2 separate regions of the Homo sapiens genome follow, and region 2 is linked to region 1. A link is an interaction called in ENCODE POLR2A ChIA-PET data of the cell type or tissue named here. Cell type or tissue: PC-9. All regions are shown on one strand.

What was found. ChIA-PET counts read pairs that join two places held together with the same protein. Peaks named below come from ENCODE experiments on the same cell type or tissue, not always from the same donor. Only the 100,000 strongest peaks of a DNase experiment are listed, where the experiment ranks them.
Region 2: POLR2A ChIA-PET joins it to region 1 with 8 read pairs; 1 of 35 experiments calls an interaction of 5 or more read pairs at or near these places.

Annotation. Positions count from the first base shown.
Region 1 is chr1:201,285,467-201,293,466 of GRCh38, reverse strand. The region is part of intron 1 of PKP1 (plakophilin 1); the gene reads right to left. Among named protein-coding and RNA genes, the nearest start is that of PKP1, 6.0 kb to the right of the region's middle. In PC-9, a CTCF peak has its summit at 3,387; DNase peaks (open chromatin) are centred at 3,576 and 7,426; H3K27ac peaks cover 851 bases.
Region 2 is chr1:201,002,058-201,010,057 of GRCh38, reverse strand. It overlaps KIF21B (kinesin family member 21B), which reads left to right. Exons shown (of 35, transcript NM_001252102.2): 2 at 570-792; 3 at 1,107-1,289; 4 at 4,364-4,513; 5 at 4,616-4,750; 6 at 5,125-5,292; 7 at 5,603-5,718; 8 at 6,277-6,472; 9 at 7,708-7,897. Among named protein-coding and RNA genes, the nearest start is that of KIF21B, 18 kb to the left of the region's middle. In PC-9, no CTCF peak of the experiment used is centred here; a DNase peak (open chromatin) is centred at 3,347.

The DNA.
Region 1 (8,000 bases):
CCCAGCCCCTACCAGTGACCAAACTTCCTCCCATTCTTTCACCTCTAACATGCTCTGGCTGGTGAAGGGGGAGCGGCGATCAACCTCAAAGGCCCAGTGAGGATTAATTAATGTTTTCGGAGTGCTTGGAGACCCACAAATGACAGGCTCCGCAGGAGGACAGAGTGTCATTAGGGTTATTAGTGGCAAAGTGGCTTTGCATCACAGAAAACAGAACTGGATTTGGGGCTCCTAGTGGGGCCACCCCCCTCATCTCCCTTTCACTGGCCAGCAGGGACACCCTAAGGGATAGCATCAACTCTGCACAAGCTGGTCTGTTCACTGTCCTGCTGTCCTTGAAATATGGCCAATGGTGACAGGCTCACCACTTTACTCACATCTCCCTCCATGCCAAACCTGCCTTCCCTCCTTGGCCACTACCTTCTAATCTTGCTCATCTTTTGAAGCCAAGCTCAAGACCTCACCCACTCCAGGAAGCCCTTTCTGATCAGTTCTGCACAAGGCAATCTCTCCTGCCTCTAAACACATACTGTCCTGCTCTTGGTAGCCCAAGTCTCATTCTGCCCTGCGTCCCATTCCCTCAGCTATACTGGGAGCTCCACGAAGAGCAAGCCATGGCTCCGTGGCCTGGCCCACACTCTTGTTAAGTGATGGCCTTGGGGGATGAAGGTGAGTGGGATCCAGTGAGAGCCTCCTAAGAGGGATATGCACTCCTTTTCTCTAAAGCGATGGTCAGACTCCCCCATCGGAAACCCTGTCTGTGGGGAAGAGAGTTGGGCAGTGATCTCACCCAGCCAAGGTAGCTCCTCCCCATCTGCCACACCCACTTAGGCTCCCCGGCCATTGCCTGGGGGAGCAGGGCTGGAATATCTGAGCTGGGAGTAGAGGGAATAGCCAAGGGGCAGCTTTGGAATGAGGCAGGGATCCCCACCTCGTGCCACCTCCCCTGTCCAGCGCCAGGTCACCACCCATAGCCCACAGCAGAGAGTGCTGCCCAACTCTCTGCACCCTTCCATCATGGACATTAGGGGTCTCAAGCTGTGGCAGACACAGCTTGCCCTGGGGGCCTAGCGGTGTTGATATTTGTCCTGGTTCTGGCACCTGGGCAAGTCACTTGCTCTCTCTGAGCCTCAGTGTCCTCTTCTGTCAAAAGAGAGGGTTGGCCTCTTACCTCCCATAGGCCCCGTACAGTTCCACTGCCCTGTGGTGGTGTGATGATAGTGACACGTGCCTGACTGCGTTCAGAGGAGCCGACTCCTCCTCTCCAGAGACACAGCTCAGCTTACAAGGAAGAAGGGCAGACATCAAAGGCCACACTACCGCCTCGTTTGCCACCTGCCTCAGGGTCCTCTGAGAGGCCTCCCCTATACTCCAGGCCTAGCCCTGACTCCAGAAGGGCCATCCGCCTATGAGCAACATCCTGGGACTCTGCCATGTGGCCCATTGAACCTCTGGCTTCCTCCAAGCTCCCTGTAGAGTGCACACAGCTCTTCCTCCACCTTTCTCCAGCAACCGCTCCTCTGGCAAGACTGTCCTTATCAGGAAGAGGCTGGAGGCAATCTCATGGGCTCAGTCACTCAGGACTGGTGCTCCCAAGGAAGGGGGCTGCAGCCAGGCACACTCATAGTCAGGACCCTAGGTGGCCAACCACCAGGTCTTGTCTGCCTCCCTTCCACCCAGCCCACTTTGATCATTCTTCCAAGGTTTGATAGGATAGAGTTCATTTGGATCTGGCCCTGTGAGCAGGTATTTCTCACCAAAGGTCAGGTGTGGGTCAGTCAGCTGCTTCTGGGTGGAAAATTTGGGGTGGTGACAGACAGAACTTTATGGAGCACCGGGGAGGCCTCCTGCTATGAGAAGCAGCCCCGGGGGGCTTGCACCAGGGCCTTCTTGCCCGTCTTCTGGGAGAGAACCTGTCAGCATGATGCTGCTCTCCCCATGGGTCATCAGACTAACCATCTCCTCCCGCCACACCCTGCACCTGCCTGCCTCCCTCTCATACACTCTTCTCTGTATGAAGGTAGAGGCCTCTCTGCCATGGAGGTGGCAGTGGACACACAGACACATGGAGGGAGAGGCCAGAATGCCCTGCAGTTCCCAAAGCCAGTCCCCATGTCCAGCATGAACTCTGGTAAAGGCAGGTGTGACTGTCACTCACTTGTGGCCTGCAGGCCCTTCCAGGCAGTTCCTGAAGGCATCTCCTAAGACCTATCTGTAGTTGGGGTCTGCTTGGCTCTGGTGAGAATGAGGGTAACATCACACCTGCCTGCACTGCTAATCTGGCAGAAGGTGACAGTATTTGGGGCGGAGGTGGTGAGAGAGGGGAAAAGTCCATAGTTGTCACACACCTGAAATCACAGCTCGCAGTGTGCCAGATAACCAAGGAGTACTGGGGGCAGGTGTGCTCTGTCTGTAAGAGCACTGCTCCCACAACAAAAGTGATTTTCCCTCTCTTGACCCTGGGGTGTCTGACTGGTAAGTAATGCCCTCTAAAAGTCAAGTTCAATAGCAAGAGCATGGGCTTCTAATGAGTGTAATGGTGCTAGCTCACTCTTCCACTTGGTCCCCGATGTCTCTAGAATGCACTTCTAGGAAGCCTTTCCTGATGAATGACGCCTACTCCCATCTCCATCTCACGCCCGTACAAGTCTCCACCACCATGTACTTTGGACACTCTCTGAAGTGCGAACCATGTCTTTCTTTCCCTGGGACCTTGAGTTCAGGGCATTGCCCCAGCTGGGTCTGGGCCTGACTGGCTTGAGCTGGCTCTTTGCGTCAATGACCTCTTCTCCCTTGCCCAACCCTTGTGGTGAACGTGCTCTGATGCCTGGTGCTTAGAGGCTTAGAATGGGGTCAGGCTCTCCTCCCACTCAAAGAGGTCCCTGGTGAGTGGGGTAAACCAGGAAGAGAGGAGGGCTGCTGCAGCTCTCAAATACCCAAGGCCACCTCCTTGAGGAGGATTCTTAGTTCCTGGGGAATGGGGGAGGGGCTAGTTCCCAGCTCACCCCACAGAATCACTCCTACCCTCCAGCTAAGCATCTGCTTTGCCCCTCTTCTCCCCATATGGGTGCATGCAGCATGAGCAGGGATGTGGTGGCTTCTCGGTGACACTGACAGTGTGCCCAACCTGTGTGCCATCCTCAGGAAGCATCTGCCCACCCACAGAACCCCAAGGTCAAGGAGCAAGTGCCTCAGAGCATCTGCCACTTTCCCAGGTATACAAGCAACACAACCTGCTCTGTCCACATAGCTCGTCTGATTTTACATCCGCGTTTTAGGGTGTAAAACCATCTCAGAAAATCTACCGCTCAGGTCACCAGTGTCCTGGCACACTGCTTCCCTTTGGTGCCTTAGACAACGACAGGCTGATTCTTTCTTGTGTCATCGGTGCAACTCAAGCTTTCTCGCCTCAAAACCTTTGAAACTGGAGGCAGCTCCTTCTTTAGGATGAGTGGAAATCTCTCTCCAGTAGGGGCAGGTGAGCCTTTGCAGGGATGACTCATCCTCTTCCACCTCCAAGCTTTCAAATAGGTCACACTTACTGCACCTGAAACATTCTTTCTCTTCTTCTCCAACCCTCCCCCTGCATTCAAAACCTTGCACAAAAATCAGCTTCTCCTAAAGATGACCGCACCCAGCTCTGAGCACTCCAAACTTGCCAGCATAACCATGTCAGCACTCAATCCAGCGGCTGACTCTGCACTGGCTTGTGGGCTCCTTGGAATGTGGCTTCTGTACACTGTGTGTGTGTGTGTGTGTGTGTGTGTGTGTGTGTGTGCACTCCTCCCAGAAGGTAGGGCCTGGGTCTCCCCAACCAAGCTGGGAGCTCCCTGAAGCAAGGAATCTTCACCTTTGGTAGATCCACACTCCACACCCCCAATCCCAGGCCCAGGTTCTACATAGAGAAGGCTCTCAGGACATCAGCCTTCCTGCAGACAGAGGTCATAGGGAAATCCGCTTTTTCCACTTTCCCTCCCCTCAAATCCTTCTCCTTCGTCACAGGGCAAGCTGCTCGGAACACATTCTTGCTTACTCTGTCTCCCTTAAGGCCGATGCTTCTTCTAGCATATTCTACTTTTGAATAAAGCCCACCTGTCCTTCAGCATGAAAAGCTTGAGAAAGGAAGCTCATTTTCTTTTAGTCTTGAAAATGCCTTTACTTCACCCTCTGAAATCTCTTTCACCCATGGTGCCCAGAAAAGCTAGGCCCACAGCAATAGGAATTTAAATGAGATAACAAGAACTGCCAGGAAGCTACTGCTGAGAGAATACCCTCAGAGGTGTTTCGGAGTGGGCAGGAGTGGACTGTGTCTGCGGGATGGTTCCAGCTCCTGGAGGGAGGACTGGGCTGGCCAGCCTCCTGCCCCCTCTGCTGGGCTGCTGGGAGCACCGTGGACATGCCTCCCCAACTCGGCAGCTTCTAGGAGATGGGGAGGGCAAGGAGTTCAGCACAGCCTCACCGGGCACTTTGGTGTGGCTCTTGACCTTTTCCTGGGTGTACGTACTGAACAGAAATGCTGAAACAAACTGGGTTGCTGTGGCCTGTGTTCTCTCTTCTCCCTCTCCAGCCCATGTGACTCCCTCAGGCTCTGCTGGGACGCGTTCAGACCTAGCTCTGCCACAATCCTGCTGCTCTTTCAGCAGATCTGTTCATGGCCACCACCAAGCCTGAGGACTGGGCAGAGCATGGGAGCATCCTGTGGGGACAGGATGGGCGTGAGGGGGCAGGGTGGTGGGTTAGAGTGGGCAAGGGTTGACGGGTTCAGGTGGGGTTCAGAGTCAAAGGCTCTCGCCAGCAACTACTACATTAAGTGTGCGTGTGTGTGTGTGTATGAGAGAAAGACATGGGTGTATGTCATTGTATAGGGGTGCTCCCCCATGCTGGATCTGTGTGAGTGAAGGACAGGGACTAGAACAGTGGTTCTCCAACTTGGCTACACATGAGAATCACCTGGGAGTTTCTGAAGTCCTGATGCCCGTGCCATCTTTCATACTCACTAAGTCAGAATCTCTGGGGGTGGGACTCACGCATTTGTGTTGTTTGAAATTTCCAGGTGATTCCAATATGTAGCCAAGTTTGAGAAGAGTGGATGAGAAGACTTTTTAATATGTTAGGATGTTTACGAGAGAGACACGATGAGTGGCATGCCTTAAGGGGAAGAGCTTTTTGGCAGAACAGCTGCTGGCGGTCTGGGCAAATGGTTTGCAGAGCTAGAGAGTTATAAAATCTATTTCCAAAGAGTGTTCCCATTGCAAAGCACTTTGGAGATGATCTAATCCAACCTCTGACAGCTGCAGAGACCCAAAGAGAGGCAGCGACTTGTCCAAGATCGCACACCAGGTAGATGCCAGGCTGGGCTCCTGACACAGCACAGCTGCAAGGACACACATGTACACACACATAACATAAGTGTGTGCATGTTATGTGTGTGTACGTGTGTGCATGTGTGGGTGTGTGGATTCATGTGTGGGGTGTATTGTGTATACATGCATATATGCATGTGTGACCTATGTGTGTATACATGTGTGCGCATGTGTCCAGCGTATGCCTAGAAGGAACTTCACATGAAGATATCTAACATTCGTCCATTTTATTTTGTTCAAACATTACACATCTTGTAAGGGTCACGGCCCATCGCAGAAGCGCTTCCCAGATTTCTAAACCTAGAACAATTGGCACAATGATACTTACAATGGTATGGGGTCGGGGGAGGAATTTGTACTTTTAAAAAATCTCTGTCAAGGAGCAGGATCCAGAGAAGCAGCATTTGCTGCAAAACACCCTAGAATACCCAGCATTTTTGCATGTGTTGTAACAGGCCAACGGAAATTCTGGCTAAAACTCCAACTTCAAGCCAAGGTACATTGTAAAGAAACAAGAATTGGTTCATTTGAAGTTTAATTGGTATGTTTCGCCAATGGAACAAGCTAAAGCACACATAGCCATTACCATCTGCAATCTCAGCTTCGGTCCCAAGAAAACAACCCCAGAAGTGATGCCTGTGGTCAGGAAAGGACAACTTTCTAGAAACTCTAATGAGCAGAACACTCGGGCAGAAGCTCATGCTGAGACATAGTCAAACACAAATACAAAAAGCCATCAAAGTGGGGGCTCCTGAGGCGAGCTCCTTCACTGTGCAGGCTGCGGAGTTCGTACAAGCATGCCCCCCTCTCCCCTGATGAGGGCTGAATAGACACAGGAACTACAGAAAGGGAGCAGGCACCTCCCCTGGCTCAATGTTGCCTCCAGCCCCTACCTCTGATCAGAGAGAAATAGAGGCTTAGCAATTTTAGATGGGAAACAGTACTTCTATGAAGAAGGGAGAAAGAGAATTTCAGGCCAAAGGCTGAAATAAAAAATCACAGATGGCTAAGCAGGCAGTGAGACAAAGCAGGCAATGGTGCTGGTGTTGTTAGGACTTCCCTGGAAGGAGACAGGACAGGTGAAAGGAAGCTCCTTTCACTGAGCTGGGTGTGATCTGTATTCACAGTGGCGGGGGAGCGCTTGGGTTAGGGCAAGTGAGATTCAGGTTCAGCTTTAGGAAGAGATTCCAAGTGAAGTTATAAAGATCTGGAAGGTGGATAAGTGTTTCCTTCCCCATCCTCAGGGAGGTCATTTCCCTGGCAAAGATCTTTTGCTGGGTGGTGACATCCCCCTCAGTTTCCCCTTGCCTTCCACACAGTCTGGGAAGAAAAGGAGGCCAGACACCCTGAGGCACACAGGGACAGCCTGAAAACACAGGGGAGCAATACTTCAGGGGCAGTTCAAGATGGGTAGGCAGGTTCAGAGCAACCTCCTTCTGCAAGGTCTCCAGGCCACAGAAGCCACCTTCTTCCTGCCCGGGGCCTTCATGACCAGGGCAAGGTGCTTGTCTGATCTGTGGCATTTCAGGGAGAGCATGAGTGCAGACAGGCATTTTGTGACAGGCTCCAGGGGCCCTTCCTCCAGTCCTCAGTGGCTCAATACTCCCTCAGTGACAAGAGAGAAAAGAGCACTAGTGGAGAGGAACTGAGAAGCCACTTCTATCACAGGACCAAGGATGGCTGGTCCTGACTGTCCTTCCTGGGGTACAAGGAGCAGTGGCTACTCTTCCAGGCAACCTGTGGGGTATGGTTGGCCCTTCTTAACTAGGGAAACTTTGGATGGGATTCAAGGGGCTCAAGAAGACCCTAGGTAAACTGACTCTGCTCTTGGAAGAGACTAAACAAGAACCTGAATCTGTCCAGGGGGCGAGGGAAAACGCCTGGGGCATGGTCCTTCCACAGCTACCAGCTCATTCCATTCCAGGAACCAAAGCAGGCTCCTGACAGGTAAACCAGCATAAGAAAGAGGGAGCAGAGTGAGTAGAGGTGGCCGCAGAGCAAATAGGGGACGTTTGGGTGTTTCTGATGGAGAAGACAAGGAAATCTGATGAAAACTAAGCCAGATAAACCAGAAACACCAGCTCCAAGTGACCAAACCGCCTCTTCCAGCAAGGATGCCTCTGCAGCCTCCTTTAGGAACCTCCGCAGAGTCTGAGGGTAGAGGGGACACGCCCACAGGGCTAGACCTTGGAGTTTCTGGAGAGGTAGCCATCAGCATCAACCCTCCCCCAGTGAAGCCCCCTGGGGGACCTTGGGAGGAAAAACAAAGAGGGAACAAAGGAGACCTTATCAGATAGAAGTTCCCCACAAAGACCAAGCCCAGAAAGTGCACTTCTTGCTGACAGACACTCAGCCAATATCCCGATAGGTAGGAGGAAAAAGGGGTCCTTGGGGCACCCAGGGCCGGTTTGAGTTTTCTGGAGTTGTGAGCCAAGAGCTCAGGCTGGGATGGAGTGGGAGTGGGAAGGGGACAGCCAAGTCTTGTGCAGAGAGGAGAGTAGGTTGAGCTGTGCTCTGGGCTGTAGCCAGAAATGGGGGCACTTTGTTATTCCAAACCTAATTCTAAAGAGGCTAGGAGGCACCTACCAAGGCACCAAATAAAAGGGAAGGAGGCAAGTGCTCTGGAGGTGGCATGAT
Region 2 (8,000 bases), 280 kb after region 1:
CTGGGAATGTGGCCCAGAGCTGTGGGAGCATCCAGTTCCTTCTCTTCCCCGCCCTGGCCCTGTGCTTTGCCTCCCCAGCAGTGGACAAGCCGCCTTCTCTCCCCTGACGAGATGCTGATTTCTAGGGCTTCTGGTCCAATCAGGAGTACGTGCTTTTATGTCAGACAGACCTGGACATGGCGCCATCACTTTCCATTATACACCCTTGGGCAGGGTCATTTAAACTCTCTCAGCTTCAGTTTTCTCATCTGTAAAATTAGGCAAATAATAGGTACCTCACAAGTTTATAGTGAAGAATGCGTGAATTAATTTAAGGAAAGTACTCTGAACACAGATCTGATATATACTGAATGCTCAATAAATGTTAACAACTGCTGTTTTGATGATGTTGATACTGTTATTACTATTGTATTACAAAAGTTGCCCATGTCCTCTGGGGTCACCTAAGCTTCCTTCCTTTTCCTCTGGCTCATGGGGGAAGTGGCAGCTTGGCAGGCAGTGTGAGGGAGGGGCCTGTGGCAGCCCCCTTCTAGCTGGGCCTGACCCAGGGCTCTCTCCATCATGGGCAGGATCCGGCCCCAGCTGTCGAAGGAGAAGATTGAGGGCTGTCACATCTGTACCTCTGTTACCCCGGGAGAGCCCCAGGTCCTGCTGGGGAAGGACAAGGCCTTCACCTATGACTTTGTCTTCGACCTGGACACCTGGCAAGAACAGATCTATTCCACCTGTGTGAGCAAGCTCATCGAGGGCTGCTTCGAGGGCTATAATGCCACGGTGCTGGCCTATGGGCAGGTAAGCCATCTTCACGCCCACCTATGGCGGCTCCAGCCTTGGTCTCCCTGCATCCAATGGAGAGAAAGCTCCACCTTCAGAGCAGCTGAAACATAGCCTCAGGGTTTTGTCTATTGTCTAAGGAGGCCGTTGCACCGCTGGTTAGCAGAGGGAGGGCTGTCAGTGATTTCCCCAGAGTGTGGCTTCAGGACCAAGAAAGCAGCAGGGGAACCGGGCTGGGAGGTAGATGAGCTAAGGGGATTTGGCCCAGGTACAGGGCTTGCTGGTGCCCCCAAAGGGTGCAGGGTTACACCCTCCTATCTTTGCCAATGCAGACGGGGGCCGGGAAGACGTACACCATGGGCACTGGCTTTGACATGGCAACGTCGGAGGAGGAGCAGGGCATCATCCCGAGGGCCATCGCACACCTCTTTGGGGGCATTGCCGAGCGCAAGCGCCGGGCACAGGAGCAGGGCGTGGCTGGACCTGAGTTCAAAGTCAGCGCCCAGTTTCTGGAGGTACTGTGGCCCCATAGGGTGGGCAGGTGGGAGGCTTGGTGGACAACAGGACCATGGAAGCCGGGCCTTCCTCCAGTGCAGTGGAATGAGTCCTGGGAACCATGGGGGCATCTCCAGGTGATGAGTTCCCTGCTATTGAAAGAATCCAAGCAAGGGCTGGAGGACTACTTGGTGGGACACTCAAAAGGGGTTCCTGCATCAGATGGAGCTTGAGTTGATGACTGTATGATCCCTTCACACCCTGACGTGTTCTAGCTCTGACACTGATTAGCCTTGTGACCTTGGGCTAGTCATTTACCACACTGAGCCTCATCTGCAAAATGGGGTGGTACCTGTTTCCTTAGGGTTTTGTGAGAACCCTGGCTCTCTCCCTTCCTTCTGGCCTTCTCTGGGTTCCCCCTCAGCCTCAGGGCATCCTATCCTGCCCCTTTCTGGCTCAGATGCTTCCTGGCCCCCTGAGTCTTCTCTGACCCCAGGGCAGAAAGGTCCTCTAGGAAAGGTCTTTCTGTGCACCTGGCCCTTCCTGTCTCTGGGAGAATATCAGGCCCAGACTGTGGCAGCCAGGGAGGGGCTTTTAGTGGGGAGCAGGGGGTCTCTGTGCTCTTGACCATTGGGCCTATGCTGAGCCCCCACTCAGTAAGGGCACTTATCCCATAAACCCTGCTGCTCTGATTGTGTCCAGGTTGCCTTCTGAGGGAAGCATGTGGCTTTGGCCCTCTCCAGGCCTTCCCCAACCCCAGCCCCTGCCTACCACAACACAGCTACTCCCTCCTGGGCACACAGGTGGTGGCTTGCCCTGCAGGGTATCCTGCATTTTAGAATTTGGAGGTTTTCTTTGCCCCTCTGGACTTTCGCTTCTGATAAATGGACTGCCTATGTGTGTATGACTGTGTGTTTGTATCTGTGTGTGTGTGTCATCTGTCTGTATGTCTGTGTGTGGCTCTGTGTCTTGTGTGTCTATGTGTGTGTCTATGTGTCTGTGTGCGCATCTTTGTATGTGTGCATCTGTGTGAGTGCATCTGTGTATGTGTGTGTGTGTATGTGTGTCTATGTGTCTGTGTGCGCATCTGTCTGTGTGTGTCTGTGCGTGTGTCTATGTGTCTCTGTGTGCGCGTCTGTGTGTGTGTGTGTGTGCCTGTCTGTGTCTGTGTGTGTGTATCTCTGTGTGTGTCTCTGTGTCTATGTGTGTGTCTGTGTGTGTGTCTCTGTGTTTGTGTGTGGGTGTCTGTGTGTGTGTCTGTGTGTCTCTGTGTGTGTATGTCTGTGTCTGTCTCTGTGTGTGTGTCTATGTGTCTCTGTGTCTGTGTGTGTGTATGTTTGTGTGTCTCTGTGTCCGTGTCTGTGTATCTCTGTGTGTGTGGGTGTCTGCGTGTGTGTGTCTGTGTGTCTCTGTCTCTGTGTGTGTGTGTGTGTCTATGTGTCTCTGTGTCTGTGTGTGTGTCTGTGTGTCTCTGTGTCCGTGTCTGTGTATCTCTGTGTCTGTGTGTGGGTGTCTGCGTGTGTGTGTCTGTGTGTGTCTGTCTCTGTGTGTGTGTGTCTGTGTGTGTCTGTCTCTGTGTGTGTGTGTGTCTGTGTGTCTCTGTGTCTGTGTGTGTGTCTGTGTGTCTCTGTGTCCGTGTCTGTGTATCTCTGTGTCTGTGTGTGGGTGTCTGCGTGTGTGTGTCTGTGTGTGTCTGTCTCTGTGTGTGTGTGTCTGTGTGTGTCTGTGTGTGTGTGTGTCTATGTGTCTCTGTGTCTGTGTGTGTGTGTGTCTGTGTGTCTCTGTGTCCGTGTCTGTGTATCTCTGTGTCTGTGAGTGGGTGTCTGTGTGTGTGTGTCTGTGTGTGTCTGTCTCTGTGTGTGTGTGTCTGTGTGTGTCTGTCTCTGTGTGTGTGTGTCTATGTGTCTCTGTGTCTGTGTGTGTGTGTGTCTGTGTGTCTCTGTGTCTGTGTCTGTGTATCTCTGTGTCTTTATGTGGGTGTCTCTGTGTGTGTGTCTGTGTTCGTGTCTGTGTCTGTGTCCTGCTGCTTGTGATCTCAATAAGCTTCTCTCTCACATCTCTTTGTTTTTGTCCCTTCCCTATCCTGTTGCCATGGAGAAGCCCGGAAGAGCAGGTTCCTAGAAAATCAGTTCCATAGGGTGAACCACAAGAGGTCAAATGATAGTGTGTGTCTACCCCAACACAGACAGACAGACAGATATTGTAGGCCCCCATCTGCACCATCCTTTCCATCTCCTCTTCCCCATTCATGTGGGGTATTTCTGTCCCTTTAGGGCTGTCAAAGCCCCAGATGTCAGAGGGCTGCAGTCTCCCCCTTAGTCCCACAGCATTTTCTTGGCTGCTGCCCTAGCTGCCCCCATCCCTTATTCCACTCCCCAGCCCTAGTTCCCTGCCTGTTGAACATCCCAGCTCTTCAGCAGGTGACACTTTCCATGCCAGCAGTTCCAAACACAGGAATCTCCTTGGCTGAGACCACCTGAAATGGGGTGACTGCTCCTGGCCAGGCCCCCTCCCCACGATGGTCTCACCAGGCCCTCTCCAGGACACTAGGCCACAGTGGCGTGCTCTCCATGCCCACCCGCTGCCAAGCATAGGGCAAGGCACACAGGCGTGTTCCTCCCCTTCGAGAGCTTGTCGTCACCTCAGAGACAGTCAGGGCTAGGGCACAGCTCCCCTGGTCTCCACTGAGCTCTGTCTCTGCCCTGCCTCATCTGGAATCACATCCCCATCTACTCTTTCCAAGTCCAGGAATACGACAGGATCTTCTCAAATTGTGGCCACATCTTCCTTATCTCCTACATCTGGGACCCGTGTCCCTTTGTCCTCTTTTGGTCCTCAGCCCATGCTGGGACCGAGCTGCTGGCTGCTGGTTCCTTAGGGAATGAGGAACAGTGTGCAGCCTCCAGCTAGTTCTGCCCAGGGCCCAGCTGTCTCCTGCCCCTGTCCTGCAGAAAGGTCATGGGATTCAAAACCCAGAGGGGACCCACAGCCTCAGTTTCCACATCTGTAAAACAGATATGGTTTATAGGCATGTGGCAGCCACCTGGGGCCCCAGTGAATGCCCTATGAATTCAGCTGTTTCCTTCCTGCACAGCTCTACAACGAGGAGATCCTTGACCTGTTTGACAGCACCCGTGACCCTGACACCCGCCACCGCAGGTCCAACATCAAGATCCACGAGGACGCAAACGGTGGCATCTACACCACTGGCGTCACTTCTCGCCTCATCCACTCCCAGGAGGAGGTGAGCCTCTGCTGGAGGTCTGGAGCAGGTCCAGGGCATCCTGAAAGGGCAGGGGCTGGCACCACGGTAGTCCCAAGCCCTCACTTCTGCTTCTGTTTCCAGCTGATCCAGTGCCTGAAGCAGGGGGCCCTGTCCCGCACCACAGCCAGCACCCAGATGAACGTGCAGAGCTCACGCTCCCACGCCATCTTCACCATCCACCTGTGCCAGATGCGCATGTGCACCCAGCCCGACCTGGTGAGGAGCCTGCAGGGGGCCCAGGAGCCAGCTTGCTGCAGGGGTATCCCGGGAAGGGCAAGATGAGGAGCCACAGATTCAGAAATAGCAAACCAGATTGAGGCTGGCCTCTGCCATTTGTTGATTTTTATATTTTTCTTGAGCCTTGTTGCCCAATTTGTAAAATGGCTTAATGATCTCTGTATCGTGGTGTTGTGAGGATTAAATGGAAATCAGGCTTGTGCAAATACTGTGCACATTGTCAGATGCTCTGCATGTGCGAAGGGCAAGGCGCTTGGCCGTCCACCGTGCCTCTCCCGGATGGCAGTACTGTGATCAGGGGAGCCAGTGAGGTGGGCGAGGGCTGGGTGAGTCAGAGCTGACTTCTGCTGCAGGTGAATGAGGCGGTGACTGGGCTTCCTGATGGTACACCTCCCTCGAGTGAGTATGAGACACTCACTGCTAAGTTTCACTTTGTGGACCTGGCCGGCTCAGAGCGGCTGAAGCGGACAGGGGCTACTGGCGAGCGGGCCAAGGAGGGCATCTCCATCAACTGTGGCCTGGTAGGCACATGGTGGGTCATCAGCCCCAGCACCCACACAGCTCAGTCTCAGACCCCTCCAAGGCCCTGCAGTCCTACACCTGCTGAGTCCTCCTTGGACATCTTGCCAATTAGCCCTTCACTCTCAGGCGTCACCCCTGTCCCCAGCTTCCCCATTTCACCAACTTATCCATGTGCCTATAAACCCACCCAAGGAGCAAGAGGGCTGCTGGGGCCAAAGAGGCAGGTACAGATGGGTTGGGGATTTTCTTGTCCCTCCCTACCCTTCGCTCCCTGAGTGACTGCTGAGTGCCAGGGTCTGTCTCCCACAGCTGGCCTTGGGCAATGTGATCAGCGCCTTAGGGGACCAGAGCAAGAAGGTGGTGCACGTTCCCTACAGGGACTCCAAGCTCACTCGGCTCCTCCAGGATTCGCTGGGGGGCAACAGGTATCTGGTGACCAACACCCAGGGAAGGGACAGGGGAGGCAGGGAGGTTCCTGGAAAATAGTGCTGTGTGGGTATGGCGCAAGCCTGCCCCAGGAGGAGGAGGCCTTCCCATCCTAGGCTGCAGGTTTAGGAGGTAGGAACCTTGAGGTGCTTTATGACCTTCAGGCAGCTATGGCCAGACTCAGTTTCCTTATCAGTAAAACAGAGAGAGACATTCTAAGGGAAGTCATATGACCCAGACGAGATGATAGATGGGAAATGCTAGAAAATGCAGGGCTGTAACTCATCCTCATCACCAAGCAAAGGACTCTGGCAATTATGCATCACCACCTCCCCAGCCTTGGTAGCTGCCTTTACTATGGTTACCTGCTGTTGCAGTGAAAACTCCTGGCCAGATGGTCCAGCTCCCCACATCCCAGGTTCTGTCCTGAATGCCCACGTGCTTTGGGCATTAAGGTAGTGGGGGAATGGGATGGGAGCAGGACCTCTACCCTGAGGCAATGCTTCTGGGGGCTGGCTGTGTCCCTCACCCTCACAACAGCCTTTCTGCACCCCCAGCCAGACCATCATGATCGCCTGTGTGAGCCCCTCAGACCGAGATTTCATGGAGACCCTCAACACACTCAAATATGCCAATCGGGCCCGCAACATCAAGAACAAGGTGGTAGTGAACCAGGACAAGACCAGCCAGCAAATCAGTGCACTGCGGGCTGAGATTGCTCGGCTGCAGATGGAGCTGATGGAGTATAAGGCGGTGAGCATGCTCCTGGGCATTGCCCAGCACTCCCCTTGGAGCTAGTGCTCCATATGCACCCTCTGCCCTGCAGCCTCACCCTAACTTCCTCAGCATCCCTCCCACCTCCCTATTACCATCATCCACTTTGGACATGACTCTTGAGCATCAGTTGTGTGCCAGGCATGCTGCTTACTATTAGGGACTCACCCATGTGAATCAAGCATAGTCTGAGCCCTCAAGATTTTAGAATACTAAGTCCAAGAAAGAAGGGCTCCCCAGCTTTTGTTGCATAGATCTTGTGCACAGGGCAGACACTCTCCAGGGTGTTTTCATATCTGCTGAATGTGTTGTGTTGGAACAGGTAAGACTGCTAGACTGGCACAGAATCGTTGATAGAGGGGCCCACAGGAGTATCCAGTGTGCTGCAGAGGGGCAGAGGAGAGAGTTGGCCTTACTTGCATGGATGGTCAGAGAGGGCCTCATGGAAAAAGGGGCCTTTTATATGGATTTTGAAGAATGAATGAGGTAACAGCAAAATGAGATGGGACAGCCATTCTAGGTAAAGAACAAGCCATGCACAAAGGAACAGAGTGGGAAAAAATGGGTCCTTTGGGGTAAATGTCTAATTCTATGTGACTAAGACAGAAGTCACCAATTGGTAGCCCATGGCCCAAATCTGGCACATGGATGAGTTTAGGTTTGGCTTGCACTTGTTTTAAAAGAATACAACGTAGTTGTCAACCTTTCTGAAAATCAGGGAGTTTCAGTTTTGCTAGAAAATTTTCAAGATCTAACAACTCATGGTACCAAGTTGGCTGGAGAGGCATAGGGGCTGCCCCTTCTAGACTGAGTCTGGGACTCTCTTAGTTCCAGTCTCTACCACTCCCTATTGTCTTACAACCAGCCTGACTCATTTATGCCAACTGCCTGGCAGAGAGGGTTTTGACCCTTGGACTAGACTTTATGGAGATATGAAAATACACTGTGGAAAGTTAGGTCAAGTAAGATTGTGAGAGGCCTTCAGTGGCTGGTTACAAAATTTGGACTTTTTATTGTCAAGGAGAACTGTGTAAGGTTTTTGATCACTGGGGGCCAGTAGCTGTGTTTTAGGAAACCTGGGGCAGGGGAGACTGGTGATGCGCCATATCCAGGGGAAGGCCAGGGCGCTGGCAGAGGGAGGGGCATCATCAGCCCCTTACCCCCCCAACCGCGAGCTCTGCTGCCTGACTGCTCCCCTTTGCCCCTGCTCCCAGGGCAAGCGAGTGATAGGAGAGGATGGCGCTGAGGGCTATAGTGATCTGTTCCGAGAGAATGCCATGCTACAGAAGGAGAATGGGGCCCTGCGGCTGCGGGTGAAAGCCATGCAGGAGGCCATCGATGCCATCAACAACCGCGTCACCCAGCTCATGAGCCAGGAGGCCAACCTGCTGCTAGCCAAGGCCGGTGAGTTGGGCTGTGCCAGGCCAGGTCAGAGCACCAACGGGCTAGGACTCCCTCCCCCGACATCCACCCCAGAGTATCAGGTGGACTAAGCCAGCCAGTCAAT